5 separate regions of the Mus musculus genome follow, and regions 1, 3, 4 and 5 are each linked to region 2. Evidence: chromatin loops called from intact Hi-C (ENCODE). Cell type or tissue: heart. All regions are shown on one strand. Links, peaks and the distances in the headings refer to the core of each region. The heading gives the core; the rest is flanking DNA. Region 1 has its middle 22 kb from the start of Gm36213. Region 2 overlaps Gm46328 (a long non-coding RNA gene). Region 3 has its middle 10 kb from the start of Gm36213. Region 4 holds the start of Egln3 (egl-9 family hypoxia-inducible factor 3). Region 5 has its middle 37 kb from the start of Gm35895.

What was found. A loop is a pair of places that touch in the nucleus more often than their neighbours do. Peaks named below come from ENCODE experiments on the same cell type or tissue, not always from the same donor. Only the 100,000 strongest peaks of a DNase experiment are listed, where the experiment ranks them.
Region 1: it touches region 2 in a loop (1.9-fold over the local background); 2 of 42 quality-filtered maps call a loop at or near these places.
Region 3: it touches region 2 in a loop (2.1-fold over the local background); 3 of 42 quality-filtered maps call a loop at or near these places.
Region 4: it touches region 2 in a loop (2.6-fold over the local background); 3 of 42 quality-filtered maps call a loop at or near these places.
Region 5: a loop joins it to region 2, with 2.3 times the contacts of the local background. A loop is called at or near these places in 3 of 42 quality-filtered maps.

What each region holds. Positions count from the first base shown.
Region 1 is chr12:54,454,151-54,460,579 of GRCm38, reverse strand. No RefSeq gene overlaps it. Among named protein-coding and RNA genes, the nearest start is that of Gm36213, 22 kb to the left of the region's middle. In heart, for the core only: no CTCF peak of the experiment used is centred there; no DNase peak of the experiment used is centred there.
Region 2 is chr12:54,401,474-54,407,902 of GRCm38, reverse strand. Gm46328 (a long non-coding RNA gene) reads right to left here. Exons shown (of 4, transcript XR_001780528.1): 2 at 4,845-4,922; 3 at 2,939-3,261; 4 at 2,247-2,597. Among named protein-coding and RNA genes, the nearest start is that of Gm46328, 4.5 kb to the right of the region's middle. In heart, for the core only: no CTCF peak of the experiment used is centred there; a DNase peak (open chromatin) is centred at 2,642; H3K4me3 peaks cover 510 bases; H3K27ac peaks cover 1,300 bases.
Region 3 is chr12:54,486,327-54,492,755 of GRCm38, reverse strand. No RefSeq gene overlaps it. Among named protein-coding and RNA genes, the nearest start is that of Gm36213, 10 kb to the right of the region's middle. In heart, for the core only: a CTCF peak has its summit at 2,868; no DNase peak of the experiment used is centred there; H3K4me3 peaks cover 264 bases; H3K27me3 peaks cover 1,042 bases.
Region 4 is chr12:54,202,311-54,208,739 of GRCm38, reverse strand. It overlaps Egln3 (egl-9 family hypoxia-inducible factor 3), which reads left to right and starts at 4,866. Exons shown (of 5, transcript NM_028133.2): 1 at 4,866-5,535. The coding sequence starts at 5,179. In heart, for the core only: a CTCF peak has its summit at 3,357; DNase peaks (open chromatin) are centred at 3,359 and 4,879; H3K4me3 peaks cover 1,284 bases; H3K27ac peaks cover 1,193 bases.
Region 5 is chr12:54,310,532-54,316,960 of GRCm38, reverse strand. No RefSeq gene overlaps it. Among named protein-coding and RNA genes, the nearest start is that of Gm35895, 37 kb to the left of the region's middle. In heart, for the core only: no CTCF peak of the experiment used is centred there; a DNase peak (open chromatin) is centred at 3,690; H3K4me3 peaks cover 1,218 bases; H3K27ac peaks cover 1,496 bases.

The DNA.
Region 1 (6,429 bases), core at 513-5,512, 53 kb before region 2:
CATTCCACAACCCAGGAATCTGTCCCCATTCGTCTGTGCCCATTGCATGGGTGGATCTGGTCCGGTGGCCCTCCTCTAGGAAGATGTGGGTTGATTGCACCCACTCATTTCCCACCATCTCCACAAGGAGCAGCCTGAGCTCTGACTCAGGGCTGCTGAACATGACCTGAAGATGAAAGGCCCCTCGATAATCTTATCTGCTGATCAGAGCCTGACAGCACTGGTGACGTAACTAGGCTTTCTGGCACCTCTGCGCCCCGTCCTAAGGGAGCTCTGCCAGGGCCTGCCGAGCCATGGAGACACTCTGACCTCTGCTTGCCAAGTTTCTGCCAGAGCCTGGTGCTCACTTGTTGGGGGAACTGGGAAATCAGTAGGAAAGAGAATATTCTTAACTTCGAATCTGTCTCTGCTGAGTTGGTCTCCCAGGGGGCCTCTGCTGTCCAAGGATGATGGTGACCGGTTTGTGTGCTCTCGTTTGATGGCTATTTCACATCCCTCTTCACATGGGGGAGAATCTCTGCATATGGAGCTGGAAGAGAAGCTGAGAGCAAGACTTCCCTCTGCTTTGGAACTTCTAAAAGAGGAAACAAAGTGGACTTTCCACGTCTTTGTATTCCCGTGGACTCATTGGGAGACAGAACTTTGAACTTTGAATTCTGAAGAAAATCCATGACTAACTTACTAACTTATCTATGCCTGAAAGATTGAGGTTGTTTTGTAACTACATATATTTATCTGTAAGGCAAATTGACTTTGATGGGGGTGGGGGAGAGAGTATAAACTTTTTAAGCTTTATCTCTTTTTCTAGTGCTAAGGTCAAACTCATGACGTCATAGATGTGAGATAAATGCCGGCTGCAGTGCCAGTCTCCCCAAGTTTGGATTCTGTTCTCTCTGAGTCCTTTCCAAATGACGGCAGCAAGTTCGTCACAATTGAGCTAGTGTGTGCGTGATAGCGTTTGCTGTCTGCCATCAGTGAGCCCTGCTGTGTTCACTGTGTAGTATGAGGTTCCAGCAGGAGGAAGACAGCACACTCAAATATAGTAACAGAGGAAACGCTGGCAATAGGGCCACTTATAAAGAGGTACAGTGTAAGGAAACCAACAGAGAACTGTAGACTACTGCAGGAGCTGTTAACACTTCTAAGAGGGCAGGAGAAGAAAGCTGCTTAGGCTGCAGAGAGTAAGAATCTTCACACAGGTGTGTGATCACAGGTAGATGGGGAGGCCAGCCCACCGCTATCAAAAGGAAGGAAATCTAAGGATGGGTTTCTCTACATGTAGTCTGATTTGGGCTTTGCCTATTGATTTCCTGTTTTTCACCTATGGTAGCTACCCGTCCACCGTTCAGTGAGATTTCTGCTCACTGGCTCCTCTCGACAGCTATGATTGAAAGACAATTACTGGGCTACAGAGATAAGGTCTTAGGATGGCGATGTTATCGTATTTGAGAACAAGCCAAGTCTAAAGTCAGCTTTTCAGTCACACCCAGCATAAGAGGATTTGATCAAAGATTATAAGATATCTGAGAGGGGAGGGGATATAGATGAAGGGGAGGAAGGAGAGGAAGGAGAAGGAGAGGACACTCAGACACAAAACGTCTTGGAGAGGTTAGGCCAGGAGATGAACATTGTAAAAATCTAAACCTATAGGGGCTTTGGATTTAGCTCAGTGGTAGAGTGCCTACCCAGCATGTATAAGGCTCAGGGTTCAGTCTCTAGTACAGGGGAAAATAATTAAAGTCTATTATTAGTATCCTTCAAGAAACGAGAAAATATTACTACCATGAAATAAGAACAAGTGCTATTTGAAAAGGAACATCTTTTTTTTTTTTTTTTTTTTTTTAATAAGTCCTTTTTTAATGAAATGGGTTTGTGGTTTTTTTTTTTTTGGTTTTTTCGAGACAGGGTTTCTCTGTGTAGTCCTGGCTGTCCTGGAACTCACTTTGTAGACCAGGCTGGCCTCGAACTCAGAAATCAAATGGACAGAAAAAAATTTTTAGAAATTAAAAACATAGTGGGAAGAAGGAAGCTTGAAAAGAAATCCTAACTATAAGAGTGAGTAAATCTACGTGAGATACAGCAAAAATAAAAAGTGACAGAGAGTGGAGGCGAGACACTAATACAAAAATCTAAGGACTAGTTCAAGACGTCTAAATCTGAATAATAAAAGTTGTTAATAAGGGGGAAAGGAACACTAGGCAAAGTCACCAACCAAATGGGTTAAGAGAATTCTGTAAGAAGGACGTTTCCAGCCTGGAAGACCTCACTGAGATTCGTCTGACTGGATGGGAATTGGCCCACGTGGAGGCTACCTCGTGATGAGATTTTAGAATATTGAGAACGGAGTTTCTATTCTAGAAACTGAACGGGAGACCACAAGAAGGAGTAGCCTCAGAATGGCACTGGTTTCCCACATTTCAAATTCTAGGGAGATATGGTGGTTAGCCTTGACCTTAACAGCCATTCAAAATACCGAAAGGACGTAAGGGAAGAGCAAGCATACCAAATGCTTAAAACCACTTCCTTTCCAGAAAGTTCTTAGGAAACAGCAGGTACATGTGTCCCAGGTATAAGGGTATTAAACCAAGAAAGGGAGAGTTTTAAGACACAGAAATCTGGAAGCAAAAGGAGTCTTCAGAAGGGCAGGTGAAGGGAGACACCAGGAAGGAAGCCTAGCTGGAGTGGAACAGGCCAGAAGCTGCGAGATGCTCCCACAAGCCCAGGAAGATGGAACTGAGGGCGTGTCCTATGTATCAAATGTCCTGAGAGATTTACAGGGCGGTCAGAGTTAGGCATTCAATTAATGATAAACACACATAGAAAATTTTAAATGAAAGCAAGGGCACAGTTTTTTTTTTTTTCAGAGAGACTAAAAAACATTGTGAGGGAAAGGCAAATGTTATTACCTGGCTCATCTGTGACTAACATTTAAATAGAAATACTATTACAAATCCAAATACTGGTCTATTTAAAACTGTGATTAAGATGTACATGGGTAAAGTAGCATAGATATAAAAATAAAATACTAGGTTTTATGGGAAGAAGTTAGTAAATATTATTGGCTCAAACTAAAGGACCAACTCATTTTTTTTTTAAAGCAAGTGGTAGAACATGAAATTGCCATTGTAGACACCAAGAGATTGATCAGATATTAGTGACAAGGTTGAAAGTACCTCACAATGGAGAAGAGGCTGCGAGAGACAGGGACTGCCACCTTTTTAATAATAAACCATATAGAATTATCTGACTATTAACTTTAAGCATGCATGCCTATCTGACTAAAAAAATAATAAACAGTAAAAAGAAAATTAAATAATTAGAGCAACGCATGATGCCCCAGGCAGCCATTGCTAAGCAATTGGACTTGACAAAACAAGCTAAGCTCTCCATATTTGGGCAATCTGAAAACTACAAGAGTAGGAAAATAATTTTTATGGGGGTCATTTTAACACCGCTTCTTAGAAAAGGGCTTGCAAAATTGGATTAGTGATCAATGGTTGTATGTCACGGTGAGGAGAGCTCAGGACATATGCGTTGGCACCACTTGGACTCATCGTGGGTAGAAGGACAGGACAAGCCAAGAGGCTTGCTGAGAAAGGACAGATTACGGGCTAGTGGGGAAAACTGCCTGGTAAGCAGTCCTGGAGATCTGGCCAGCAGAAGCAGAAAGCTGAGTAGAAGTGGAAGAGACTGGTTTGGATATGGGCCGAGTCTCTCGAGGGCTCATGCATTGAGAGCTGGGTTCAGAGTGTGACAAGGTTAAAAGGTGGTGGGGCCATTAGGGCCTAAGGGTGAGTGAGTGTTTGAATCTTTGGAGGCATGCCTTCTGAAGCAGAAGTTCTCGGGGGACCCACTTTGTTCCTAGTCTTGCTATGTGACCGCTCCCTCTCGCACGTGCGACCATCTGTTGTGATGCAGTACAGCCGAGTGCCCCACACCAGAGTTAGTGTTATGATGTTTCTTCTCAGAGTCTCCAAAACTGTTATATAAATGGATCTCTTTTCTTGGTACTTACTTAACTTTAGGCATTTTGTTATAGTAACAGAAAATGGGCTAATAGAAGGAGTACTGAAACACAGGGGAGGAGCTTTGGGTCTTGTGGTCTGTTGTCCGTTGCTTGTGGGCAGAGGCATTGTTCAGAGCCCAAAGTGGATTGAGGCAGCTACACATACTGGTTTTTTCACTCTGTTTTATGGCTTTTTAAAAATTTGTGTTTTTTGGTTTTGTTTGTTTGTTTGTTTATCTTAAAAACAATGATTTAATATATAGCTCAGGCTGACCTGGAACTCACAGCCCTTCTGCCTCAGCCTCCTGAGTTGCTGGTGTTACAGGCGTGTGCCTCCTCATCTGGCCTCTTTCAGTTTTACCTGTCTGCTTAGTCCAGTCTTCGTATCCAGGCCTCTCCTTGATGGTCTAAGTTCTGGCAATATGCTGAGGTTGAACATTTCCATTCAACCTATTTGAAATCCTCCAAATACTGCACTTTGCATGATTTGTATAGATGACTTCATTCAAGTCTTACCTCAGCTTCCCAAGGCTATAACTATGCTTTCCAACACCTTTTTATACAGAGGAAGAAACTGCTTGCCTGTGGTCACATCCAAGGAACAGACAAGGAGTGAAGCAGAGGTCACGGGGTCCTAGTTCAGAGCTGGGCTGCCAGCCTCACTGCTTCCTGTATGGTCTTTTAAAGCTTCACTATCTACTGACTCAACTTCTCTCCAGCTCCCAACCTGGGCTCCAATAGGATCAGGCAAGTTGTCTTTCTGCTTGAGGCAGAACTGAAGGGCTTGGTTCCCACGATCATTGACTTCCATGAAGCTCCCATGTGCCTATGAGTCCCATGCAGTACCTCTCAGCGTGTCATCCCCGGTCTAATGGGCATCTTCAAGATAGAAATGTTAAGTTTTAGAACCCACTTCAGGCTGAGTCAGAAACTTTAAGTCAGACCCAGTGATTGGTTTCCACATGCCCTCCAGATGACTTTGATATATATATATATATATATATATATATATATATATATATATATATATATATAGTCTGAGTGTCATGGCCTAGGGTCAGGCTCAGAGCAGTTATGGCAAATTCAAGTCTTTGCTTATGCTGTTGAGTGTGTTTAAGTCAAATGTGTCTGGGAAAAAGAGGAGCTGGGAGATGAGTGTTTACCCTGAGTTAATATGATGTACAGCAGGCTCCTCCCCATGCCTGTCTCACTGGGAACGTGACATAGGATGCAGCATAAGGAGTCTTTGTTCACCCTCTGACCTTGCACCAAGGATAGTGAAGATGCTATGTTGGATACCTGGGATGAAGATGTAGTTGGGGGAAAAAAAATAGTCATATAAGAGAGAGACTGGGCTTAAGACAGACAGGAAAGAGACTGAGCCAATTGATTGAAATCGGAATTCTAGATTCACACATTTAGTTTAGTTAAACGCCTCGAGTCTCTTTTTGGATATGGGCTATATACCTCACCTACCTCACTTCTGGATGCTTGGTGTGGCGTGTGGTTCACTGTTGAAGACACAGCACATTTCCGAGGCTGTATGTACTGAGATGGGAAGTTGTGATTGGCCCTGCTGTGGAAACAATCTGAAAAACAGCCGTTAGATACAATGTTTCTTCTTTTTTACATACTTCAGCAACCAAAGTAGAAATACAAGCTTGTTCCCGGTCTTCTCAGAGCTAAACCTCTGCCAACTCCTATTGCTCGTTGCTGTCTTATCGCTAGTGTTTTGGGGTGGTTAGCAGAAGTCTTGGCCGATTGACCGGGGAAGCCAGGGCTGCTCTAAGCTTTTGAACTACAAGCTTGCAGAGGCCGTTTCGCAGCTTTCTAGGCAGATCACCCTTGATTGATAACGATGAAAAGCAGTAAATAAATTTCAGCCAGTACACACGGAGTGGATCAGGACAGAGAGTGTTTACTGTGGACAACCAAGGGGCACTGTTTTAGAGGAGATTAAGATTTGCTGCATTTAATGCTCCTGCCCACGTGGCATGGTTGGCAGAGGGTGAGTTACTGTTTTCTTCAGAGAGGTAGACAGGGCTGGGGCTGTACTTCTCAAGTTAATGCATGCAATAAAACTAGCCTTTTAGAAAACCTGTCTGGGAGCCGAGGGCGTGGCTCGGAGGGAGAGTGCATGGACTAAATAAACAAAATGACTGAAAGCAAAAGGAACCAAAACCCAAACCAGGAACCCTTGGTCTGGAAATCAGATCTCCAATAAAAGATGTGCTTGTGGTGTATAAAGTGGAAGAGGGTAGATTAGAAGCGGGGCAACTTCCTGTCTCTCAGCAACATTCTTGGGGGGCTATCCCAGGGCTTCCAGTTTTATAATGTGTCTGACAGAATCCATGTTGGTGAGGGTAGTGTTAGGTCTGGCTGGGCAGTCGACGCTATCTCAGATGGAATTGCAGACAGAGTAT
Region 2 (6,429 bases), core at 564-5,563:
GCTATTGTTTCTCCCATAACAATTGGTCCAGCTGAGCCTGTTGATCCTCTGGCCAGGGTCTGCAGCCCCACCGCCAGGAAATTGGAGTCACTTAAAGACACGCTAAGGAGATGGAGGAGATGATTTCCCCCTGAGACAATGCACCTGTCTTTCCCGAAGCCCTGCCACACGTGACCCCTCAGAGAGCTTCCACTGTGCAGCAACATGGAGCCTGCTTGCTTTTCTGAGTTCCCCAGACACGTGGAACTCTTCCTCTTTCTTCTTTTCTCTCTTTTTCTGTTTTAGATACTGACCAAAGCCTGGGCATTCTTTTTCTGACATGTTTGGCAGTCTCTTTTGGTCTCTGAAACTCCCTCTCACTCTTTGTTTTTCCATTCTGTGGCTGTCCATCACACAGCTGCTTCCTGACATCACTGTGGAACCTGCTTGCTGGCTCAAACCCCACTGCAGAAGGCGGGCCTTTCTCTCTCCCTCTTCTCCATTCCCTTCCTTCTGGCAACTGCCAAGATGTACAGCTTGGCTCTTCTGCTGGTTCCTTAAACTCAAATGAAGTTGCCCTTTGGGTTCCTTCCAAGTCTGTCTCTAAATTCTTTTGTTAAGATTAAGAACTCAAAAGAAGGAATTTTAACAGTACTGTGGAAGGGTCATAGGTAAATATGTGCTAGAACTGGAGGGTCTACGACCTTAACACAGAAAGACACTTTCTTCCCAGAAGGAGGAGTGATCTCCTCTCTCCTGTAAATCAGGCTACCCCACAGGACAGCATGGCTCAACACGGCCCTGATGAAAACAGAGAGTTTCTTCAGTATTTTTCTCCCTGGTGTATCCACGGGATCTCAGATCTGTTTTTTTAGAATATTCCTGCCTCCTGGAAAGATCTGTCTTATTATGCAAATGCATCAAACTTTAATTTTATTACCTTTAAAAAAAGTGTTTTCTGAGGAAAACCACATTTTCTAGAGAAAACTTGGATGATATACAGACTAGGAAAAAAAATAGAACCCTGTTGTTACATCTGTTTTCATATTGTGCATATTCAGGTTCCAACTGAATGGACCTAAACTGGAAGTGTGTGTTTTCACCTGTTCAGGTGGGCCAGTTACTCTACTTGCTTAAGCCCCAGTGTAATGCTGGGGAAATAACATGAAATTGTAATGAGGACGACGTGAACATTGCAAAGCACATGTGCAGTCTTAGTCCAATGCTCGCTTAGTGATTGGCTAGTGTTATTGGTTTTGAAAACATTATCCCAGACTATGTGGCAGTGGGTAAGCCTAGCTCAGAACTGCCTGATGCAGCCTCCAGTAGACAGTCGTAATGCCTTGGGAGCCAAGGAGAAAGAACTACTAAAGATTTACCAATTTGTCTTTTGACTTGAGGCACCGCCATATTTTACATTATTCTGAGTGTGATAGCCTAGGGATGAACATGATCGCAACTCATTTTTGTTGAGAGAACTAGGGAGGTTCAGCAAGTGAGCGGCAGAGCTGTCCTAAAATGGTTCCTAAATTGTTTCAAGAAATTGGATGAGGAGAATCTCTGATGGAGAACTTGAAAGTTGTCATGGAGACGTCTCTCCTTAATTCGTGCAGAGATGAACGTATAAGTTAGGGGTTGGTAGCTCATCTGGATTAAGTATTCGTTTTCTGAGAAGGGCTTGTTGGAGAAAACTTGGAGTCTGGTGACCTCCAGAGACAGTGAAGGACTTGTATGTGAAATCTCTTCTAAAAAACATATATGTGTACACACACACACATACACACACACACATACTCATATACATATGTACATACATATGTATGTGTGCACATATGTGTGTATACACATGCACGTGCACACACACATGTATATCTATACACACACATATGTATATATATGACAGGATATGTGACTAATGAATCAGGGTTTCAGGCAGATAGATGGGGAGAGAAGTACCATGTGGTGGGGCTAAGACGCGAGTAATTGTGAACCCGATAGCAGTGCTTTGACGGAGCACGAGGGGAGGCCATGATAGATGAATAAAAGGATGAACTGGGGAGTGGAGTGGGATTTGCCACCAGGCTGACAGGAGGGCCAGATAAGCAAAGGTGAAGGAGACACACTGGAACGAGAAAATGAGTGATCAGCACTGTGGTTTTAAAGTTGGTCCTTCCAGCTGGGAGATAAAGAAGCAGTCTGGCCAGGGGCTAGAATTGGGTGTGAGGTTTAAGATTTCCCAAAAGAAAAATGGATACAAGACAGTCACAGACTTTTCTCATACTTTGTTTTTGCAACCACAAAACCTCAGGACTTCACCTGGGGTTTAACCTTGGAACGGCACGGGGAGGGTCCTCGCACCCAGGGCTGCTGTCGGGAGGTTTCACAATCCAGTTTCTCCAAGAGAGCGAAGCTGTTTAGGGGGTGATCTGCACAAGGTGCTGAATCCCAGGGACCCTGATTAGAGCAGATGTCGCTGCGGGAACTGAGTCTAGACATGGAAATTGTGTCCCTAATCTCCCGAATCCCTCTTTTTCTACATTCTCTGAAGACGCTGTTTCTGTCAACATTCACTGTGGGAGCCAAGCCGGAAACACGTGTGCAATCAGCAGCCGCAGCATCTACAAAGAGTTATGAAATCCGTTCAAAAATAGCCCGCTTGCCCCATAGGCATGCAAAGCAGCCTGCCAGCCAGGGCGAACGTGTCAGGCAGCAGATTTTCTCCAGCATTTCAAGAGGCTTCCAGTGACCTGCCACACTCAGGGGCCAGGGAGATCAGGGCTGGTCAGAAACACTCAGAGGGGGCCCGAGCCCATGAACAGAGCCCCTGGCGCAGCTTCGGGCATCAGCTCTTGCTTCTAGAGAGGCACTGCACAGCTTCCTCAAACCTGCCAACCTCTTGTCCTCAGCCCCAGTGGGTAACATTTATTTGGGTTAAAAATCTAGTGTCCCATAATATTACCTGAGGCAAGATGCTAAACCGCCGGACACCTTCTTAGAATCCACTGACTGGCCTCATTGCAGGGTCAGCGGAAACATTTTAATCCAGTGCTTCTCTGAGAGCTAGAAAAGTGATTCGGCCAGGATGGTCAGAGCATCACGGATGGCGGGGCTTGCATATGTGAGCCCACAGACTACAGGGTGACAGACAGAGGCTTGCCCGGAGCAGGGCAGGAGCTGTCTGTGTTCTTTCATAGACTGCTTACTGCTCTTCGAGCCTTGGCTGCGGGTCTCTTCAGGTCTCTTACTTTGGCCTTCTCTGGAGACAGGGATGGCCCTCTCTTCCTGAACTCCACCCATGAAGGGGAAAAAAGTAGGACACAAAGAACTAGGCTTCAGTCTCCCATGATCTCAAAACAAAGGGCACTCACAAACGTCTGGGGTTGGGGGTGTGTATTTCTTTTCTTTCCTTTTAAAAAACTCTTTTTTTTTTTTTTTTTGACAATTTCATATGTATAATGTATTTTGGCTATTTTCACGCCCATTACTCTGTTTCATGCCCTCGCCCTCTGCCACTGAAATGCATATTCCCAACAACTTCCTCTCCTACTTTTAAGTCCTTTTGTATAAGTGACTCACTGGGTTTAATTATGGTTGCTTGCGTGAGTATGGGTGATGGGTGGTTCACTGGAGCACAGATAATGTATCAGTGGCTACACTGCTGAAGAAAATGACTTCCTCCATACCTCTACCCTTCACATCACCCCCACCCCTGCTCTCTTCCCCAACAACTATTAACTGCTAAGTGTCCCTCAGGGAGAGGTAGGGGCCTCATGAGCCCTCTGCTGTCCATGACTTATGGTATGCTGACAGGCTCAAGCTGGTGTAGGTCTCATGGGTGGAACAATAGCTGCTGGGAGTTCATGAGTGCAGTGGTCATCTATGTCTAAGAAAGTTTCACAGCACTCCCCGCTACCCTCCAGTTCTTAGGCTCTTCCTTCTCCTTCGTGATTTTTCAGAGCCATTTAGGGTTGAAAATTCAAGTCACTTATTCTCAGTACTTTCTGACCAGTTAAGAATCTCTGCATCACAAATGTCTCTTGCCCAGGCTGAAAACAGCACCAATCAAGGGTGTCCAGGTAAGTATGTAGAACACAGATTGACAATGTATCCACTTAGAAAAACAGCAGTGGTAGGAGCAACCCCTGTGCGCTTGACCTATTCTTGGTTAAGTTTATAGCACAAGACAGTAGTTCCCTACTGTAAAGCAGTCCTCAAATCCAAGTGTAGAGTGGTTGGTTACCCCCCACGATGGTTGTGCCACTGGTGCACAAGCATCCACGGTTTGCCTGGCAGGTCTTTACTGTAACTTAAAGGGCTCACAGTTAGCTACACTGTTGATGGTTTTTCTCCCTCAGCAGCCTGCACAGCCATGAAAGCCAACTAGCAAAGAGGAAACTTCTAACTCAATTTCAACTTGTTTTCTCTATGTCTTATAGCAAAAGAATGTGATGTGTTTGGTAATAGCGTCTTACCATTTAGTCTGGTGGGCAATCAAGAACAATGGCAATAGCATGTATGGCTTGGAGGATATTTGAGGGCTCCCCGACCAACATCTCATAGGAAGGCATTCCACAGCTGGCACTAGGATTTCCACTTAATAACTTATGGCTTATGGGAAGAATACTATCCACCAATGCAGGGTGCCTCCATTTAATTTTTTTTCTAATTTATATTTCTAATAAGACAATAAAATAGTAGGTTTCCCTTATATCTTTTTCATATATTCTTACTTTGGGTTAAACCTTCCCCTTATCTCTCATTCCCCATTTCCTACCCCCACTTACAACTTTTTGTATCTTGAGGGGATTTTTGTCAACATAGCTCTTTAAGACTAAAGAGACAACCCAGTGGGAGACGCTATTTACCTGGTCCAGAGCTAGCTGTCATGATGCTTTCTGCATTATGATGGCTTAGGACTTTCCTCAGTTGAGCAAGGGAAGGATCTATAACCCAAGAAAAGCCACCAGGCAATTATGGTACTGGGGTAAGACTTCAGGGTTCATTAAGGGAGGCACAGAGGGTGTGGACAAGGCATAAAGAGGCCAGTTCTTCGTGGAAGCCTAGAATGAATCCTCTACTGTCTCCCATCCCCGCCCTTGGCTTCCCTTCCCTGTTCCTGGCAGCTCGTTGGCACTGGCCCCAACCGGGTTTCTGACTGTCACCCTAACGCCCAGGTTTCTGTTAGGAAGAAAGCATCTCTGGGAGCAGCAGTGGCCGACCTAGCTCCAGGTGGAATTTAGCTTGTTTTTCCAGCTACCTCATAGCCTGCCTTGGACTTATTAGGTGCTGTTTTACACCCTCTTATGGGAAAGTATACAGTTTTGCAGATAATTGAGGGCTAGGTCAGCCAGACCTGAGAAAAACACTGAAATAGGCCATCTTATGCAAGGACCAAGCAGGGTACTCTACTGACCAGTATCTTGTGATTTGGTCTACACCTATTTCTGAGGGTCCATCTCTTTGTACTGTATGATCTTTGGTCATTCTTTCTTTCTTTTTTCTTTCCTCGCTGGGAATCAAACCCAGGTCCCTTTTCATGTTATGCAAGTGATCTATCACAGCCCTACTTCCTCTTTCTTTGGAGTCATTTTAGGGCAAAGCAAAAGAAGTCACTATTTTTTTTTCAATGAATTTGTCCATATCATAAAGTTAAGGTTTCAAGGGAACAGGATGGTCCTCTGGGTACTGCTCTGGGAGTCAGTTGTTGCCTAGTGGGGCCCTGAGATGGTGGCCACCATATCTACATGCTTCGTCTCATAGAATCCATTATGTGCTCTGGGTCCCTGGAGTTCCTAACCCTACTTCCCATCCTATTGGAACTTGGGCTTTGGAAGATACAAACTGTCATTATGGATCCTTCCAGCAGGCTCTGGCAGTAAGGAAGGAAGGCAGGAAGGAAGGCTGTCTACTTGTGTGGGTTATCACTGGAGTGGAGTGTCAGAAACTCAGGTTTCCTGAGAGCTTGAAGGTTTTGACTTCAGTGCTTCCTTCATCTTTCAGGGAGCAGGGACAGCTGGCTCCACCAACTTGGCTGAAAGATCTGGCAGCTGCTCACTCTGAAAATAGTAGGGGCTTTGTGTTTAAATCACAGCATGAGCAGAGACTCACGTACACACAGTGGCATGCAAATGTGGCTCAGAGGTGCTTCCAGGTCCCAGGGCTGGAAGGTAAAGTAGGGAGTGTGCTCTTATCATGAAGGATGAGGAGAGGAACAGCACCACCCCCTTCCCCACCACTGTTAGCTCAGTCTTGTAAGCAGCAGGGGTACAGACTGCCCTGGCCTCAGTAGCCAAGTGACTCGGGGCAGAAAGAAGATGAAAGACAAGTTTGTTGTGGTTCTTATTTTAAAGAAAAACCTTTGCATTCCTCCCTTTAGCTCCAAAAGCAGATGCTGAAAATATTTAAAAGTGGGGCTGGAGAGATGGCTCAGTGGTTAAGAGCACTGACTGT
Region 3 (6,429 bases), core at 804-5,803, 85 kb before region 2:
GGAGGAGATCGACCAGGACTTGTGCTTCAGACAAGTGGTGCAGTGCACTGCACAGCAACCTTACTCTGCCCCGCAGCCCTCCCCCCCTTCCCCTTCCCTGTCTGCAGGTTCTCAGGGGCTGGAGGATAGCCCCAAGCTGTGTGGAAGATCCAGGGGATCTGGGTAAAGATGCTTCCAGGGCGTCTTCTCCCACCTTGATCCTGTGTCAATTTTTCTTCTCTGTGTTTTTCATTCAATTAACATTTCCTGAGAAACCTGTGCCTAGCACAGCTGCAGCCCCTGGGACACAGGTCTGTTCTCTGAGTTCCTGGAATGTACAGCCTTTAATTTCCTTTTTCCTTCCACGTTCTTCTCTAGTCTCCATTTATTCATTTCTTGTTTTCCTGTTCTTTCCTATGCTCGTGTGTTAAAGGGACACATTTAAGAATGGGTTTCCACATCAGTGTCTCATCGTCTGCATTTCCACAGAAAGAGTTCAGAGCTGGGAGGCTTGGCACAGCCCAGGGGTTGGCAACCTGGGAACGCATTGGCCTCATCTCCTGAGGATGGTGAAGCTGGATTCAAAGTCTACATCAAGAAATTTGGTAACTGCCAGATGAGGTAGTGGACATCTGTTATCTGAGCACAGCTATTCTCAACCTTTACTACAGTTCCTCATGTTGTGGTGACCCCCAATCATAAAAGTATCTTGTTGCTACTTCTTAACTACACATTTGCTACTGTTATGAATCGCAGTGTAAATATCTGAGATGCAGGACTTTGAGATGCAGCCCTCAAAAAGGTCATGAGCCACAGGTTGAGAAACATTGTGCTAGCATTAAGGGGGAAGAAGCAGGCAGAACTCTTTAAGTTCCAGGACCACCAGGGTTAGACAGTGAGACTCATTAATAAAATATCCCATACCCACGTACCAACCACCCCCCCCCAAAAAAAAAGCAGCAGCCCAGATCCTCATCTAACTTACAGTCTGGTGGCCATGCTGAGAAACTAGGCTCCAGTGTGTTTGTGTGTGTGTGTGTGTGTGTGTGTGTATTTGTGTGTGCGCACGCACACGCAGTTGCATGCACATACCTGTACAGGACTATTCTCCTAGCCAAACAGCTGTCATCTAAGGGGTTCAGCTGTTCCTACTTGCAAAAGATTGTCCCCGCTGCTGGGATCGTGGATGGTTTACAACCCCTCATAAAGGGGTGGGAAGGGTGCTGCTCAGCCTGTGATGGTCATCTGAATACCTAGCTGCTTCCAGTCACCCACTGTTTGCAGCCCTTCTCCAAGAGCACTTGGCCTCAAGGAGGGGCTGGTGTCTCTAGGCTGGGAAAGGCTAGGGAAGGGGAAATGTGCTTAAGTTAGCACCCCATTGTGCTCCATAAGCTAGCTCAGTAACTGAGTTGGTTTGTCCTTTGAGACCTTAGGAGGCAGGGTAGATGCTGCCTATGTCTCCTCTTGGGATGGGATGTTAGAAACGAGTGTGTAAGGCATGTCTGGAGGGCTGGGATGGCACAGAGCAGCATGGACTGAAGGATTCATAGGCCTTGTTGAACCATTTGGCTCATCTGGAGATAGTTCCCAAAGAAGCTCCTGATTCATGTGGAATGCTTGCTCTACACTCCGCCAGGGCTGTGGCTCTGCACTCCTTCATATGCTCATGCGGTTGGCGTGACTGAACTTTGGGGCCTCCCTCTGACCTGACTGATCCTAGACTTTACTCCTTCACAGTCAGATGCAAGCCAGGTCTTCTTCATTTGCCCTTCTCACCTCTCTTCTGGGGAGATGGTCCGGTTGTTTCTTTAACGTCCCTGGCTTTGTGGTCAGCAGTTTGACTACTAAGGAACAATTTCAGATGATTTGGGGCACAGGACTCATGGAATTTACAGAAAAGCCACACTGGGAGGCCTAGGAAATGCAGAAGCTGGAACAGTCCCAAGGAGCATAGCAGACAACATTTGTGGACCTTTACGAAGGGGGTCCCATCATTTGCATGGCTCAGCTTTTGTACCTCTTGATATAAATAGTCAAGAGAAAGGTATGTGAATTCCTTGTGCTTTAAAATCCACCCTGGTCTATTTAATGGTGGGTGAAGACTAGCCTTCCATGAAAGAACTTGGTGGTAGGGACCTAGGGCAGCTTTGGTGCAGGCTGCTGCTGGCAGGAGGCTTGCAGCAATGTGTTGATTTCTCTTCCCAAGCAGGAGAGAGAGTTAATTTAATACTTAAATTACAGGGACAAACCCCTGGCTCTGCCCAAACACTCTGCTCACCCTCCTGGGTCTGAGTGTCCTCCAACGTTGCTTCCTTGTTCCCTGTTATCAAACAGGTCTCATGGAAGGCACTGACCTGTGATTTTTGTGTTGTAAAAAAGCCAGGGTGTTTGATGCTCACATTTATCCGCTAGGGGAAAACACACACACACACACACACACACACACACACACACACACACACACACATTAAATGAGACTAATGGACTCTCGGGCACATGCACATTCCATTGCAACCGGCCCTGGGCCAGGCCACGCTGATTTTTCAGGTCGCAGATCTCCACGCAGCTGAGGTAGAGCCAAAAGGTCTGTCAGCTGCTGAACTTCCTCCCTCCAGGCTCCTTCCCTATCGAAATGCTTTCGAAAAGACTGTGTCTCCAGAGTTAAAATCCTAACGTGAAGCCAAAATCCAAGCCGATGACACTATTTAAAATGAGAGTTATCAAGTCACAGGTCCAGAGGGAAGGCCTCTTTGACCTAACGCTGAGCAATTTCTTATAGCCTTGCAGTCCATTTGAATCCCGGAGAGCTGAGTTTTCATTAAGCCTACTACTTACTGGAAGTGAGTGTCCCGCATCCGTCTGCTCTGGGTCCTAGGTCTTACCAGCAGCAGGCTCTAGGTGGAGCTACAATGCAACTTTAGTCACCTCAAAGTCCGCAGAAAAACTTAAGGAAATCACAGTGCTCAAAGACACTATATAGTAACACCATTTATGAAAAGGGGTACAACAATCACCACGTGGAGGCTTCTGTACGGGAGGCAGGCTAGGAGTGGGTGGGGTTGGTGACCACCGTTTTCAGTGACAAGTGGAAAGGCTTGTGGTGGCAAGGAATATGTAACTATTGGTGGTTTGTCAAGTCTTAATCCAAGAATCACTGTTCTCTTACCTCATGGGCGGAGAGAGGGCAGGCAGAGAGAATGGAAAGCCCGAGAAACAGAAAAAACAAGAGAAACACGAATTTAAAATATATATAATTGTAATTGTTTTATCTTGAAGGAGAATTTGGTCTAAGGCACACAAAATTCCTCTGGGTTCATACTTGAACCACGGAATTAAAGAGTGATGATCATTCAGGGTAGAGGGTCTTGATTAAAGGCTCTTGTTCATGAGTGGCCAGTGAATAAAAAGGAGCTAAGAGACACATCAGATATCTTTGCTTAGGGGGAACATAGGCTAATAGTTGTTTGTGTTAGGTTTATGTTTCTCAAGACGAATTTTGATGACTTTGGGGCTATATGGAAAGTCCTAATCTGAACCTTGATTTCTCTTGTTTTCCAAGAACACGTCCATCTTCTTACATTTCTAAAGTACTCTAACTCTCTGGTTCTCAGCCTGGATCAAACAGCACCAGCGTAGCACTTGTTAGAGAAGAAAATTCTTGAGCCATACCTGTGTTGGTTTATCATTACTGTCCACTTAACTCTATTAGGAATCACCTATGAGACATACTACTGGGTTATTTATAGATGATGATGATGTGTGTATGTGTGTCTCCAGGTATTTATGTAACACAACATATGGTTGTGAGCCACCATGTGGGTGCTGGGAATTAGACTCAGGTTCTCTGGAAGAGCAGAAACTGCCACTAACCTTTGAGTCATCTCTCCATTGACACATCCATCTGGATGTGTCTGTGAAGATGTTTTCAGAGAGGTTTAACTGAGGAGGAAAAGACCCACCCTGAATGTGGGTGGCATTGTCTCACGGGCTGAATTAAATGGAAGCAAAGGAGAGTGTGATTGGCTGACTCATGCCCCTGCTGGCGTTATTTACTTGCCATGATGGGCAATTTACCCATGAGCTAAAATAAACCCGTCCCTTGTTAAGTTTACCACAACCATGTTGTCACAGCCATGAGGCGGGGGATATGGGGCTTAGTGGGCTATAGTTCAGCTGTTCCTCCAGGTGCTTCTGAAACCTGCTGAAGTTCAAGTATACTAACTCCAGAGTCTCTCAAAATTTCACAGGGTAAAGTTGGAAGAGATAGGTGACCAGTCAACATTTGAGTCCCTATTCAGTTGGCACTGTGATAAAGTTGGCTACTAAAATAAAACTCTGTATTATTTAACCTATTTTCTTTCGTCCTCTGTAGAAAACCCGGACCTCTTCCTAGTCGTTAGCAGGGAAACTCATCATATGTAGTAAATGTTACGTGAATAAGATAATTCTACTTGGAAAGGTGAGAGGAGGAAGGCTTATGGGTTAGAAAAGGACATCTGAGCAGTCTTCAATGATGAGAATGTCTAATGAGGCAGAGAAGGACTTGTGGCTTTGAATTGTTGACTTTTATTATTGTCATAGAAGAAATTTGTCTACTTCAAAATGTAAAGGAGTGGCGCATGTGGGGGGGATAGGTTTCCCTGCTACCACTTGGCTAAAGACATGAGCTTTTCAAGTCACCTATGAAGAGGAAAAACCCAGCTATTCTTGGACTTTGATTTAGTGAAGTAATGTCTACACATTTCTGAGGAACTCAGTGACTCAAGTCTTCTACTCAGCCAAAGTGTTGGTTAAATCTAATGACAACGGATACCACGTTCTCAGGTTTCAGCAAATTCAAGAACGAACCAACACACCTTAGGAAAAATAATTATTCAATGACAAGTTTCAGCCTGGTCAGAGGTCAATCAAAATGAAAGACTGAAGAATGGATCAGTCATAGTGAAAGAGCTGCGGTGAGCATGGGAAAATTAGGTCTAGTTAAAGTAGATACTTTAGTAACAGGGCAGAAAGGGAATGTTACATTGTTTACTATGGGCTGTAGGTCAGGCTGGGAGGATATTAACTCCCTCAGCTGTTTTAGAAGGAGGCTTAGTTTTAGAAATGGCCAACCACTTTAGGTTTTTTGATACAATTTTTTTCTTAGAGAACTTAAAACAAACAAACAAACCTCTTATGGCAAAATTCCCACAGTTATGTGATGCTTCTTTTTCCCCCTTTTCCTTAAAATCATTTTAGTTTGTTGATAAGTAAAACTAGATCTTAATACTTCCTTTAAATTAAAACTATCTAATAAAGTGTAATCTAATATTATTTAACATATGTTCCTAAGTCTAAGTACCTTCCTCTTTTCCTCCTTATCTTACAGGAATTGAATCCAGGGCCTCAGACATGCTAGACACTCTACCATGGAGACATACCCAAGCCTTCCTTGTCCTTTTTAGCTTGTTTTACTTAGTTGTTCAAATGCTTTGCCTGCCTGTATGTATGTGTACCACATGCGTGCCTCATGCCTAAGGAAATCAAAAGAGGGCATCAGATTTCGTGAAACTGGAGTTATGAATGTTTGTAAGCTGCCTCAGGGTGCTGGGAACCGAACCCTGTTCCTCTGGGCCATTCTCCAGTCTCTAGTTTTTTTTTTAGCCCAGGCTCTCACTAGGTTACCAAAGCTGCTTTTAGCTCACTGTGCAGTCTAAGCAGCTTTGGACTTGCAATCCTACCCCAGTCTCCTAATAATGGAGATTTTGCATCTCTACTAACAGTCCTGCTTTCTTCTCCGTCTCTTTGCCTAATCTCTTATATGTTATGATTTAACTTTTGCCTACCTGCCTGTGATGTTCAGGTTTTAGGTCTGATGACTGCAGTGAGTTTCAGAGTTACCCATCGGATAGCCTTCCTTGCATGTTCAGTGGATAGGCACTTTAACTTGTTCCAAAGCAGACTTGTTTATTGAATCCAAATTTGTTGTGCCTTCTATGTTTGTGTATTTCCCGACTTCACTCATGATTTTATTGTAGCTGGATCCCAGACTCCTTACCTGTCCTTCATCCCATTCATTCTATCAGCCCCTGACCACATTTCCAAACCAGATTCTTGAAGCCACCCTTGATTTCTCGGTCTTCCTCATCTGTCCCTTCTGTCTGGTCAACAGTGCCACTTCCCAAACCCACAGTTTTCCCTCCCTCTTAGTCCTCATTCTCCTAGAGCACTGGGGACCAAGTATTCAATCACACAGGTATATGGGGGACATCTAATGCAAACCACCACAGTGAACAGATGTTGGTGAGGATGCAGGGAAAGAGGAAGGAACCTTTGTTCTCTGTTAATGGGACTGTAAATTGGTGTACCCACTGTGGAAACAAGTATGGTAGATTCTTTAAAAAGAAAACCCAGAACTACCCTATGACCCAGCTATACTGTTCCTGGCATATCTCCAAAGGACTCCACATC
Region 4 (6,429 bases), core at 650-5,649, 200 kb after region 2:
AACTCAGACACGGCAGGACTTTGATGGGAAATAATAAGTTACACGAGGATTAAGGAAGAATTTGAAGGACTACAAAGACAGCTCAGCAGTTGAAGAACACCAGCTGTTCTCCCAGCCCCAGCCCACAAGCATCTGTAACTCCAGTTCCAAGGGGAATCTGACTCTCTCTTCTGACTTCTGCAGGCAACAGGAACACCCATGTTTCACACACATACGTGTAGGCCTAACCCCACTACACATAAAAGAAAAAGAAAAATTTGAGGTGGACACAGTGGCATATACCTTTAATTCCAGCACACAAGAAGCAGCAGATCTCCGAGGGTAGCCTGGCTTTGTAGTGAGTTCTAGGTCAGCCAGGACTATATAGTGAGATCCTTCTTGACAAAACAACAACAACAAAACCAGATAGACCCTCTTCCACATTAGTGGTGGGAATGTGAAATGTTAAGCTGTTAAGAAAATAGTTTGGTGGCTCTTCAAAATGGGACTTCAATATTTTACTCCCCCCCCCCCCGCCCCGTGCCCCGAAAGTTGAAAATGGCTAATCAAATCCTTAGGCACATATGTTCACAGCATTACTACTAACACTAACTCAAATATGGAAAGAACCCAAATCCATCAACTGATAAGTAGGATATTATGGCATAGCCACAATTATTCAGCCATAAAGAAGAGAGCACTGATATGTGGTACAATGTGGGTGAACCTGAAAAACAACTTTATGTGACAAGAAAGAAGCCAGCTGGAAGAAGTCCCATATAGTATGGTCCACTTAGAGAAAATGTCTGGTATAAGTAAACTCAGAGAAACAGAAGCAGATCAGTGGTTGCCAGGGACTGAGGAAAGTTGGGAACAGAAAATTACTGACCAAGGGGTGTAGAATTTTCTTTTGGGGCAGTTAGAATGTTTTGGCAGCACAGAGGTAGTGATTGCAACATGCTGTAACATGAATGTAACATGCTGTAACATGAATGTAACATGCTGTAACATGAATGTAACATGCTAAATGATGCTGAAGTTTTCACTTTGAAATCATGTGATGTCGAATACTGCCAAATTGACACAATCTAGAATCTTCTGGGAAGGGAGTTTCAGTAAGGAATCATCTATATTTCATTTATTATTTTATGTATATGGATGTTTTGCCTGCATTCATTTCTATGCACACTACATATGTGTCCGATTATCTTGGAGATCAGAAGAGAAAGTTGGGTTTCCTAGAATTGGAGTTATAGATGGCCGTGAGCTACCACAAGGGAATCTGGTTTTCTGGAAGAGCACCAAGAGCTCTTAACTCCTGAGCCATCTCTCCAACCCCTCAGAGAGGAATTATATAGACAGGCTTGCCTGTAAGAAGACTGTAGAAGTATTAACTGATTACTTAACTGAGTGGGAAAGACCTGCCCACTCTGGGTGGCACCATTCCCTAGGCAGGGAATCCTAAATGTGTAAGAGTGGAGATGGGGAAGCATGCATGTATTCACTCACTGCTTTCTACTGTTGATTGTGCATGTGATGTGACTAGCTACGTTACCTCCTGGTATCTTGACTTCCCTGCAATGATGAACTGTGACTTCTGAGCTAAAATAAGCCTTTCTCCTCTGTGTTGCTTCTATTAGGGTATTTTATCATAACAGAATTAAAAACAAGAACGTTGGGGCTGGAGAGATGGCTCAGCTGTTAAGAGCACCAACTGCTCTTCCAGAGGTCCTGAGTTCAAGTCCCAGCAACCACATGGTGGCTCACAACCATCTGTAATGGGATCTGATGCCCTCTTCTGGTGTGTCTGAAGACAGCTACAGTGTACTTATATATAATAAATAAATAAATCTTAAAAGGAAAAAAAAAAAGAAAACAAAGTTGGTTGTATGTTTTTGAAGTTATTTTAATACTTGCTATGGTCTGGCTTGTGTCTCCTGAAGGCACGTATGTTTAGATTTGATTGGCAGCCAGTGGCATTGCTGGGGAATGGTAGAACCTCTAGAAGGGTGGTCTAGTAGAAAGACGTTAGGTTACTGGGGGTGACCCTTGTATCTGATTCTGGATCCCTGGATTCTTTATCACTCTTCTTGCCTCTCCCTGACATGATGGGCCTTGCCACAGTCCCCAAAGACTATGACAACACCTTAAAAACCATGAGCCAAAATAAATAAACCGTTGTTTCTTTTAAATGATTGTCTTAGTTAGGGTTTCTATTGCTGTGAAGAGACACCATAACCGTGGCAACTCTTATAAAGGAAAACATTTAATTGAGGCTGGCTTACAGTTTTAGGGTTCTAGTCCATTATTGTCATGACCAGGAGCATGGCAGCATGCGGGTAGATATGGTCCTGCAGGAGCTCAGAGTCTTAAATCTTGATCCAAAGGCAGCAGGTAGTGGCTGTGCACCCCTGAGCCTGGGCTTGAGTTTCTGAGACTTCAAGCTTGTTCCTCCACAACACACTCCACGTGGCCACACCAACCTCAACAAGGCCACACCTCCTGATAGTACCACTCCTTCTGGGCTACACATTCAAACCCGAGAGTTCACGGGAGGGGGTCACTCCTAGTCAAACCACCACAATGACTGTTTCAGGTACATTGCCAAAGCAATGAAAAGTTGATGAATATAATAGTCACCTTTAAAATGACTTAGGTTAATGGACAAATATCTGAAATAAATGTATTTACAGGTAACTTGGATTTTGCCCATCTGGTGCTCAGCCTCAGAGCCCGTTTGGCTCCTGCCTGTCTGTGCCCTCTGTAGAATCATGAACTTTGATTTCTCCCAGTCACAGTATGTCTGACTTCCCTACTGCTCTCAGTGCTGGCAGCTCTGAGTTGATTGGCAGGTCTGTGATTGATTAGTAAGTTCCCTGTGATTGATTAGTAAGCCAAGCAGGGATGGGGCTACAGGATTGACTCCCTTCCTGACCAGCACGCGTTTTGGAACTGAAGTCATCTAGAACCGCATCAGGCCTGAACTTGCTTGAACTGTTGTTCTAGTTGTGACTACACTAGCAGCCACTGTGCTCTGAAATTATGGAAATCCATTTAAATATTAAGTTAATAACTTTATTGGGATATTTCTGAAGTCTACTACAATCTCCAAAGCTGCAAAAGCCCCAAGGTACTACCTTCCACAGCTTCCTACTCCAAGGTGTCCCTGCAGATCATAAGAGGGGTCAGAGTGGCTCCTAGAGAGGGGCTCAGATAACAGTGGGAAGATGGCCTTTCCTCCTGTTTGGAACTCATTTCCATTCTATCCCCAATGAAGATAAATTACTCTCCAGCCTTTGCTTTGTTTGCCTTTACTGGGATGGGACAGGACAGCTGTTCTGCAGAAGTTCTCACTGTCCCCCTCCAGTGGCCGCTGAGGTCTTGCTCTAGATACCCTGGGAGGCTCCTCAGTACTGCTTGCAAAAGGTCCTGTCCTGCTGGCTTCCTGTCTAAAACCCCAGCTGGTGATTGCAGGGCCCAGGTTCAGATGTCAGTGTCTCAGGAGACTGTTTTCCAACCATCTATCATGTGCTGGCATCAGTGTTTCAAGGACATGGGCTCCTGTCACCCCAGTGCTGCTATGGGCTTTTGGACAACAGCTTCTTGAAGTTGAGCCTTTACCCTAAGGAAATACACCTTCTCCTGGACAGACATATGGAAGAGGCCAACTGAGCAAGGCCATTAACAGGGTCCCTGTTCTCCATGGAGCTAGTTAGGTTTCTTCAAAGCTGCTTACACCCTCTCTGGTTGACTGCCACTCCCCAAGGCCCTGTTTGCCCTCACTGACTACAATACAGCCTTCTTCCCAGTCTGTCAGCACTCTCTCCTCCTCTGCCTCTCCTTCACATGAACTGCACCCCCACTTCTCCCCTCAGAGAAGGTGAGCAGAGGGGCTATTGGGAAGAGAATAAAAGCAAAAAGGACTTTATGTCCAAAATTAGTGATGCTTGAAAAATCGGTGCAGTTTTTCATTTGACTTAACTGAAAATCTAAATGTGCAAAGATGTGAACTGACTCTCTGTCTCTCTGTCTCTCTGTGTTTGTCTCTCTTTCCCTCTGTCTTAGATGTCTCTGTTTCTCTCTCTCTCATTTGGAAGGAAAGGGCATCAGAAATCTGTATAGAGACCACCTTACAGTAGATAATTAAGCCTTTTGGGTAGGGCCTAGGGCTCTAGTGCAAGTTGCATGTAGTAGAAGCCAGAGAGACCTGGAACACAGTGTATCTTTTGGGGAGAGTGCGAGTGATTTTGAGAGAGAATTTCAGAACCTTTTAGTAAAAAGCTTGAGTATAAATGGTGCATGAACATCTCCCGCAGGACAAAATACAAAAATTTGCAGGATTTGGCAGTGCTCTCCCTTCCCGGGGCGCCTCCCTATCTCTCTGTCCTCCACTCCCTTCTCAGGGGATACACACCAGCCTGGCACACAGGGTGGGGGGAGGTCAAGGGGAATGTTTGTTAATGAATCAGTCAGTTTTGGTTAAAATTAAATTCACCTCTCTCTCTCACAGGGGTTGGAACAGCCAGACCCGAATCAAACAGAAGAGGAAAGAAGGAAAGACACTAGGTAGAGCTTAAACCTTAATGTTTAAGAAATATAGTCACCAGAGAGGTGACTAGCCCAGAAAGTGGCAATAAACTGTTCATGTGCATCTCAGACGTGAGATCCAGGTTTTCAAGTTTGTTAGGGGATTTAACGCAAATCAATATGCAAATCGAGAGCATTAAAAAAAAAAAATCCAGCCCTTTCTTGGGTCACACACAGGTTAGCTAGAGTGGAGCTCACCCAGATGCTCCGCAGCACCAGTCCAAGAGGAAGAGCCCGGAGGAGGGCAGTCCCGGGGGCGGGACCATGACGTTGGGGTCAAGGCGGTGCTTTCTCTCGTTCCTCCCCCGGCCACGGCCGCCGCGGCGGTGGCTCTGCATCTCCAAAAAGGGCCCTCCGACTTCTCACTGGGCCAGTCCGGCGCTGGGTGGCGGAGCCCTACACTGCTCCCGCCGGTCCCAGAGCCGGGATCCCTTCTCTTCAGAGTTTCGAGCAACTTTCCCCGCCTCTGGAGCTAAAGTGGCTCGGGGACTGTGACCACCGCAGGTGGGAGAGTCCCCGGCCCGGCTCTCCGCATCTTCGCTGTGCGCTCGCGCTGGGAAAGCCCTGGGTGCGTGCACCCTGGGGGTCCCCGGCCTCGGCTCTGTGGGCGAGATGCCTCTGGGACACATCATGAGGCTGGATCTGGAGAAGATCGCCCTGGAGTACATCGTGCCCTGTCTGCACGAGGTCGGCTTCTGCTACCTGGACAACTTCCTAGGCGAGGTGGTGGGCGACTGCGTGCTGGAGCGAGTCAAGCAGCTGCACTACAACGGGGCCCTGCGTGACGGCCAGCTGGCCGGGCCGTGCGCCGGCGTCTCCAAGCGGCACCTGCGAGGCGACCAGATCACGTGGATCGGGGGCAACGAGGAGGGCTGCGAGGCCATCAACTTCCTCCTGTCCCTCATCGACCGGCTGGTCCTGTACTGCGGGAGCCGGCTGGGCAAATACTATGTCAAGGAGCGGTCCAAGGTAGGATGCGTGCGGGTGCCCAGCCGCAGCTGCGCTGCAGGGGACGGGAAGCCTTCATTCGGAGTGTTGTGTCGCCTTCGCTGGGGTGCAGCGAACTTTGGTTTTTAACCAAGAAGTCAGCTTGCCTATCTGCCCTACTTGCGTCCCCTCCACCTCCTGGCCTAACCCCTTAAGCAAAAGTCCACGTTAAGGGGCTCAGGTGTCTCGTGATGATGAGCTTCTGCTGACTCTGAAAGAATTGCCCTGGTTTTGGTGATGACCGCAAGGACAACTGGCTGGTGGAGGGAAAAGATATTGGAAACACTGCGACACGCATGTCCATGATCCGAAGTGCCTCCTTTAAAGCCACCCGGTACTGCCCTTCACAGTAGCCAGAGGCACTCTTAACTCTACTAGAGGCAAGTCTAATTTTTGCCTTGTGTTAGTTGGCTTGTAGAGTTAGGTAGGGTGGGAGGGAAGAGTTCGGTATGACAAGGTTAAGTCCTCCACTTCTGCTGCAGCCTTTGAGCCCTGGGGCTCAGAATTCTCATAGACCCCTCAGCCCAAGTGCTGAGCCCCACGCCATCGCCTTTCTTTTCCTATAAACTCATGGCAAAATCCACTCAAACAACCTGATAAGGTCCATGAAGAGAGTGGTGAGGTACCTCTGGGTAGAAACCTTGTTTTTGTTGTTCTCATAGCCCGTAATGGGGGCAGTGGGTGGTGATGATTTATCTTGAAAATGTTTACAGGTAGATTGGCAGGCCGGTAGACCAATGGGAGGTGGAGGAGCTGGTGCCTGTAACATCACTTTGGGTTAGTCTTGCTCCTGGCCATTTCTTCCTATAAGGATAGTCAAACTCTCTCTCCAGGAGCAATTCAGAGAGAATTGCCCCCGTGTAGCTGCGGGACAAG
Region 5 (6,429 bases), core at 1,003-6,002, 91 kb after region 2:
GGTTTTCAACACAACTGAGTAAAAAGTCCCTTCTGATAGGTGGAGGTAAGAGAGGGATTGTCTCAGGGGGTGGAAGGTGTCTAAAGCGAAGGAAGAGGGAGGAACAAGAGAGGCCAGTGAGAGAAAACAAAACATTGCTTTGTCTTGTTTCATATTCTGAGTATAGATGTAAACACACACACACACACACATGCACACGCACACGCACGTGATGTGAGAGCAGAAAGGAGACTATTTGTAGGGAGGAAGGGAACCATCTGGGGTAGGGGGCAGTTAGGGAGTCAAATATGAGCAAAGTGCAAAAATAAACATGTATGAAAATGTGAAGCCCATTATTTTGTGCATACAAACTTAAGAAAAAAACAACCGATAACTGGATCTTTAAGGGGGTAGTGGTGGTGATTTAAAAAAAAAAAAAAACAACTGTTTCTAGACCTGAAACTCTTAAAGAATGTCACAATCAAGTACAGTCTCTCAGATGACTGGTGACCGGCTTTCTTCGTTTCCACACAGCCGTTTAAAACCCTTTAGCAGGGTAAAAGGCAACCCAAGGGTAAGAAAAAATCTCTCCCAAATCGGCTCCATCCTGGACCCAAGGCCACGCCTTCCTGATCTACGTGCAGTCGCTGTTTGCTGGACTTCCTGTGTCCACTTCTGGGGACTTTGCTTCATCATCCCATCCCGTCCTGTCCCTTGACACGACTTTGGTTCCCATTTCATGGAAGGGACTAGAAACTCATTAACTAACGCCCCACGTCTTAGTTATTGGCACCCTAAGTCTAAGTCTGCGTGACCCCAGCCCTGGGGCTCGGCTCACTCCCTTGACTCTCAGAGGAAACAGCGCTGGAAGAAGTCTCTCTGCAGACAGGCCGAGAGCCATGGTCATCCTAGCTGTGAGCTGCTGTACTTTTTATTTCCCGTATCACCATTTTGTCAGTGTGCCACATTCAATAGCTCACCTGATTTTTTCACTACTATGTGTGCTTTACCCAAGACGTGTGCTCCAGGTCCACATCTTTATGCATTTGCCATACCACTTACCCTTGGATGTGCAATTATTTTTAACTAGAATATGCAGAAAAGTCCAAATGAAAAAAAAAAATAGTGATCACCCATATTCCTGTAGTCCACAGTTAGCCAATGTTGGCATACTTGCTTCTAGGGTTGATCTGGGCCTTAAAACAGAACAAGCTACCTACTATTCTTGCACATTCCATGAAGTGATGGTTGGAGCACAGAAGAAAGCCAAGTTGCCTGAACATCGTAACAGAGGCACTCCTTCTTTCTCTATTCAGAAATAGCTATAAGTGTGTATTCCTTCTCTCAGTATTAAAAATATTTACATGTGCAAAATATAGGAACTCTTCCTGTCTATATCTTCTTTTCTTAGATGATATCATGTGACATATGTCATTTTGCATCTTGCTGTTTTATTCAATGTCTTTTGGAAACATATCCACATATATACAGGTTAGTTCTTGTGAAGAGCTGTAATGGTATGTTACTGTATGAATATCCCATGTACAACTTAGGCATAAGTGCACTTGAATGTCTGTTACTTTGCTATTATGAGCAGTACTAACTCAGCCACCTGGATCCTCAGGATTCCCACCCTGCATAGCCCATATTCACGTGTGATTGAGCCTTCTGGAGTTGTGTACAATAGCCTGCTCTGCTGTGTCTGATGGCTTTGGCCTTCATCGCCTGTATTCATGCCTGTAGCAGTATTTACTGAGTGTCTACTAAGCATAGTACTTAGCTCTGGTGCTTTCCTTAGTACTTACTGAGTGTCTACTAAGCATAGTACTTAGCTCTGGTGCTTTTCTTGAGTACTTACTGAGTGTTACTTACTGAGTGTCTACTAAGCATAGTACTTAGCTCTGGTGCTTTCCTTGAGTACTTACTGAGTGTCTACTAAGCACAGTACTTAGCTCTGGTGCTTTCCTTGAGTACTTACTGAGTGTCTACTAAGCACAGTACTTAGCTCTGGTGCTTTCCTTGTATTAATGCAGAGACTTGGGTCTCTGAAAAGTCCTGGAACATGAGCACTGACTTCACCATTCTTGTTTTTTGAAGGAGGGAGACAGAGATGCTGCTCATGGCTTGGCTAAGGTCACATAGCCTGCAAGTTGTAGAATCTGAACAGTCCAGCCACTGGGTGCTGGGCCTCCTTTATCTTTAGCTCTACGTGGTTAGTGGCTTCACCCAGCCACCGACCCTGAAGCTGGGACCTTGGGATAGTACTTATTTTTGCACTACCTGAGCCCAGACAGTAGCTTTCATTCTGGGGTCCATATTGCTCTGTTAAACCACTTTGCTTTTTATTCTCTCTCCCTTTTCTCTCTTCCCTTCTCCATATATTTCTTTCCCTTCAAAAGCACCCTTCTGTCTCTGAGACCTCTGCTTGCTTCTCTCACGGGTTTTGAAAAAGTAACATTTCGGCTGGTGAGATGGTTCAGCTGCTGAAGGTGCTGACTGCCAAGCAGAAGATCTGAGTTCAATACCAGGAATGCACAGAGTGGAAGGAGACAATAATATCCACAATTGTCCTCTGACCTCCACAAGAGAGCTGAGCCATGTGAGCTGTGTGTGTGTGTGTGTGTGTGTGTGTGTGTGTGTGTGTGTGTGTGAAAAGAAAAAAGTGACATTAGCCCAGGTGTGGTGGTGCACACCTTTAATCCTAGGAGTCAGGCAGGTGGATTTTTATGAATTTGAGGCCAGCCTGGTCTGCATAGTGAGTTCCAGGACAGCCAGGGCTATGCAGAGATGCCCTATCTTAAGCCCAAACAAAGTAATCAAAAAACTAACAAAACAAAACAAGAGAAAGGAAGAAAGAAAGAAAGAAAGAAAGAAAGAAAGAAAGAAAGAAAGAAAGAAAGAAAGAAAGAAAGAAGGAAAGAAAGGAAGGAAGAAAGAAAGAAAGAAAGAAAGAAAGAAAGAAAGAAAGAAAGAAAAGGGAGTGAAATTTGCATATCACAAATGCAGGAAGAAAGAAAGCCTTTTTATAATGTGCCCTAATTTGGGGGGGGGGGGGAGTACTTGGAAGAGTTAAAGGAGGCTTGCCATTCTTTTGTTCCCTCCGGAGACTCAGACTTTCAACCCTGTAGGTCCAGAACTTAACTGGAGTTCCTGCAGCATTCACACATTCAGCGAAGAGTGCTTCTAATTCTGTCTTTCAGCCGTCAGGCACGTAGGCAATTTCCTTTTATAAAGTTGGTGGTTAGAACTAAACAGGTGCAAGTTACAGGAAATGCAAACTATTCCCCACACCAAGAGAGATGCAGTTGATAAGGGACTCCCCGCCCCCACCCCCTTCAAAAGTTCCCTCCATCAGCTCCCAGTCTCCCAGGGTCTTGACTCCTACAGCACCCCTCCCTCCCTCGCATCCCTGTCAGTGAGCCAGCCAGCCAGCCAGCCAGCCAGTCTGCAAGCCTGAGTGCTCTCTCTACAAAGAAACATCAGGACTAGGAGAAGGTCAAGATCATGCAAAGGAAGGACCACCCTCAGGCTCCTCTCGGCCCTTACCCTCCTGCCCCTCTTTCTGTGAAAACGAGCCTACCTAGCATCTTGGGGCTGGGGACCCCTCTGAGCGTGTGGAACCCGCAGGCGGGCTAAGCGGGGGCGGTCCCCTGCCGGGAGGTGGGCAGGGTTCACCGAGCAGATGGTGCTGACTCACGCTCTCGCTACGTGAGCCTTGGTGGCAGGCAGGGCCAGGTTGGGCCGGGCGGGACCGGGACTGAGTCCTGCCTGGTGCCTGGCTACCTGCCCGCGGCTCACCCCGAGGGACTTCGCCCTGGCCCCAGTGCAGCCCCACCCTGATGGCCCTGAGGATGGCTTTACAGTGGGAGCTGATCTTTGGTCCCAGGTGCAGCTAGACAGGAGAAATCCGGGTTTCTGTACATGCCCTTCCCTCGAGCCTCTTCTTGACCTCCTGGGAGTCCACAGAAGCCCCGGAGCTGGCCCCTGGCTTCTTTCTTTTATGGCCTCTTATCTAAGTGAAGACGTTTCAGAATTACTCTAGGTTTTTTGTTGCTTTCAAAAATCTCTTGGTCTCTAAGCAACCCAGTGTGATGTAGAAAGGACAGGCTCCCTTTATCCATTGACAGCGAGGAGCTCAAGACCCGCCTTTGTTCAATGTTTTATCAGTTGACCACAAAGAGAACTTTTAGCACCGCACAGAGGAGCACTTGGCATTAACGTAACCTTCTTTGGTGACAGGTCCCAGTCTCATGTTTCAGTGGAAAGTCAGGTGACAGAGAAAAGGGGATCCAAGTGTATTGGTATACGCCCCAGACTGAAAAATCAGAAGTCAAGGTCATTCTTAGCTACCTAGCCAGTTCAAGGCCAGCACAGGCCAGCACAGGCTGGCTACCTGGTCTCCACAAGCCTTCACACTCCGCCAAAATCAAGTGGGGATTCTAATGAATGTGTCAAATTACCCCCACTTTTTCTTTAGTGCTGCCCTTTCTGGCACAGTTAAAGGGAGAGTAGTGCTTGCAGGGGACTAGGCAGGTCTTTGGGTGTGGTGGTGGGGATACTGACTTTCAGCTTCAAGTGCAGCGGGTGGTCCCTGGGCTTGTAACACCAACAGGATAGCCTAGGGGTCCTGAGCGGCCCCTATGGATACCTGACTTATTTCAGGGCTGCAGTAAGGCGCTAGCTGCAAATGGCATTTCTGTAGCTGCAATGGTCGTGGCAATGAAACAGGATATTCTTTTCTTTGTTGAAGATAACTGGATGGGGAAAATGTCAGTCATTGACTACTTCAGAAAAGCCTGCTTTGCTCTTGTTTGTTTGTCTTGGGAAACCAGTAGAAACAAGCAAAACTGAAATGAACTTTGGGTTGTGGGGGTGGCAGCAGGTGGCATCTCCTGTCTTTAATCCTAGCACTCAGGAGGCAGAAGCAAGCAGTTACAAAACCAAGAGTTCAAGGGCAGCCTGAACTACATTTGAATTCCAGGGCTACACAGAGAAACCTTGTCTCAACAAAACAAAACAAAACAAACAAAAACCCAGGACCAACAACAACAAAAACAAAACCCCAAACAAAACTAAACAAACAAGGAAAGAAAAGCACAAACGAAGGGGGTGGATTCCACTTTAGGCAGAGCTCCGGGTTACAGAACTGCCTTTCAGTTTTGCTTATTATGTAGGCTGGGCTTTGTTCTGGTTTGTTTTACTGTTTTGGGAAAGGGGATTCCCCAAGGCTTCCTAGAGGAAAAGATTAATACATATCTCATAAAAGAATAAAGCTAAATACCCAGAATAGGAAGACAAGAGTCCTTAAATTCCACAGGAACACACAACATGTTATTTCTGGTATATTCTATATTTAATAAGTTAATTTTGTAATTGAGAATACTACGTAACACTCACATTGACAAACCCTTCACTTTGTCATGTTTGCAGTAGTTCTGCTATCATTGTATGCTATGTTGTTTCTACTTTTTGTCTAAGTAATATTCTCTCAAGTGTCTTTATATGTAAATAGTTGGTCACTTGGTTAATGATTTGCATAGTTGAAATTTTCAGATCAAACGACATAAATGGTTTTGTAACAAGAGCACACTGTTAGGCATAGTCTCCATATCCTTAGGGACTGCAGCATGCTGTCTTCTACCTCTGACACCCAGCACCCAGCACCCAGTAATCAGCACTCAGAACCCAACACCTGCTTTATATGTTGCTGAATGGGAAGGATGGGTTTGTTTTTTCCCTTAGGGCATAAGTTCACTCAGAGATGTTAAAGGTAAAGATGGCATTTCATCATAACTGGTCCTAAGAAGCCGAATTGATGAAAGATCATGAATTATAAGGATCTCCATATGACTGTTTTGAAGATATTTTATTGACCAATGGTCATCGGATTTATTAGATGCTAGTTTACAATGCTTAATTAGAATAACCACCAGGCACTTCCCCCAACAGCGAAGGGCAGCTCTCAAAGGACTGGAGACTGTGTGCCCAGGTACAGGGCCGTGGGGGTTTGGAGAGCAGAAAAGGGAATTTTTGTGGTGGGAGATTCCATATGCAGATCTGTTCTAAGTTGTAAATATCACGTATGTGGTGGGTCTTCTTGTCAGGCGTCTCCTGCATCCTAGGGTTCTGAAGATGCTACCAGCATGCAATGTTCCTGCCAGGAGTTTCTCAGCCCACCTGAAGTTTGTTAGCCTTTTATAACTAACCCATGCTCCTTCTCCCTGGAATTAGACAGAGAGAGTGCAGTCTGAAGGGAAAGAAAAACAAAGCATATTAAAACCAGGCCCAAGAACTTACTGAACACACCAGATCGCAAGAAGTGGGTAGCTTGTGCATCTGGACTCTGTAAAGGAAATATTTCTGTAAAGGAAATATTTGCCACATACCTCTAAGTCTAGTACTCATGAGGCAGAGGCAGGGGGGTGCTGGGAGTTTGAAGACAACCTGGTC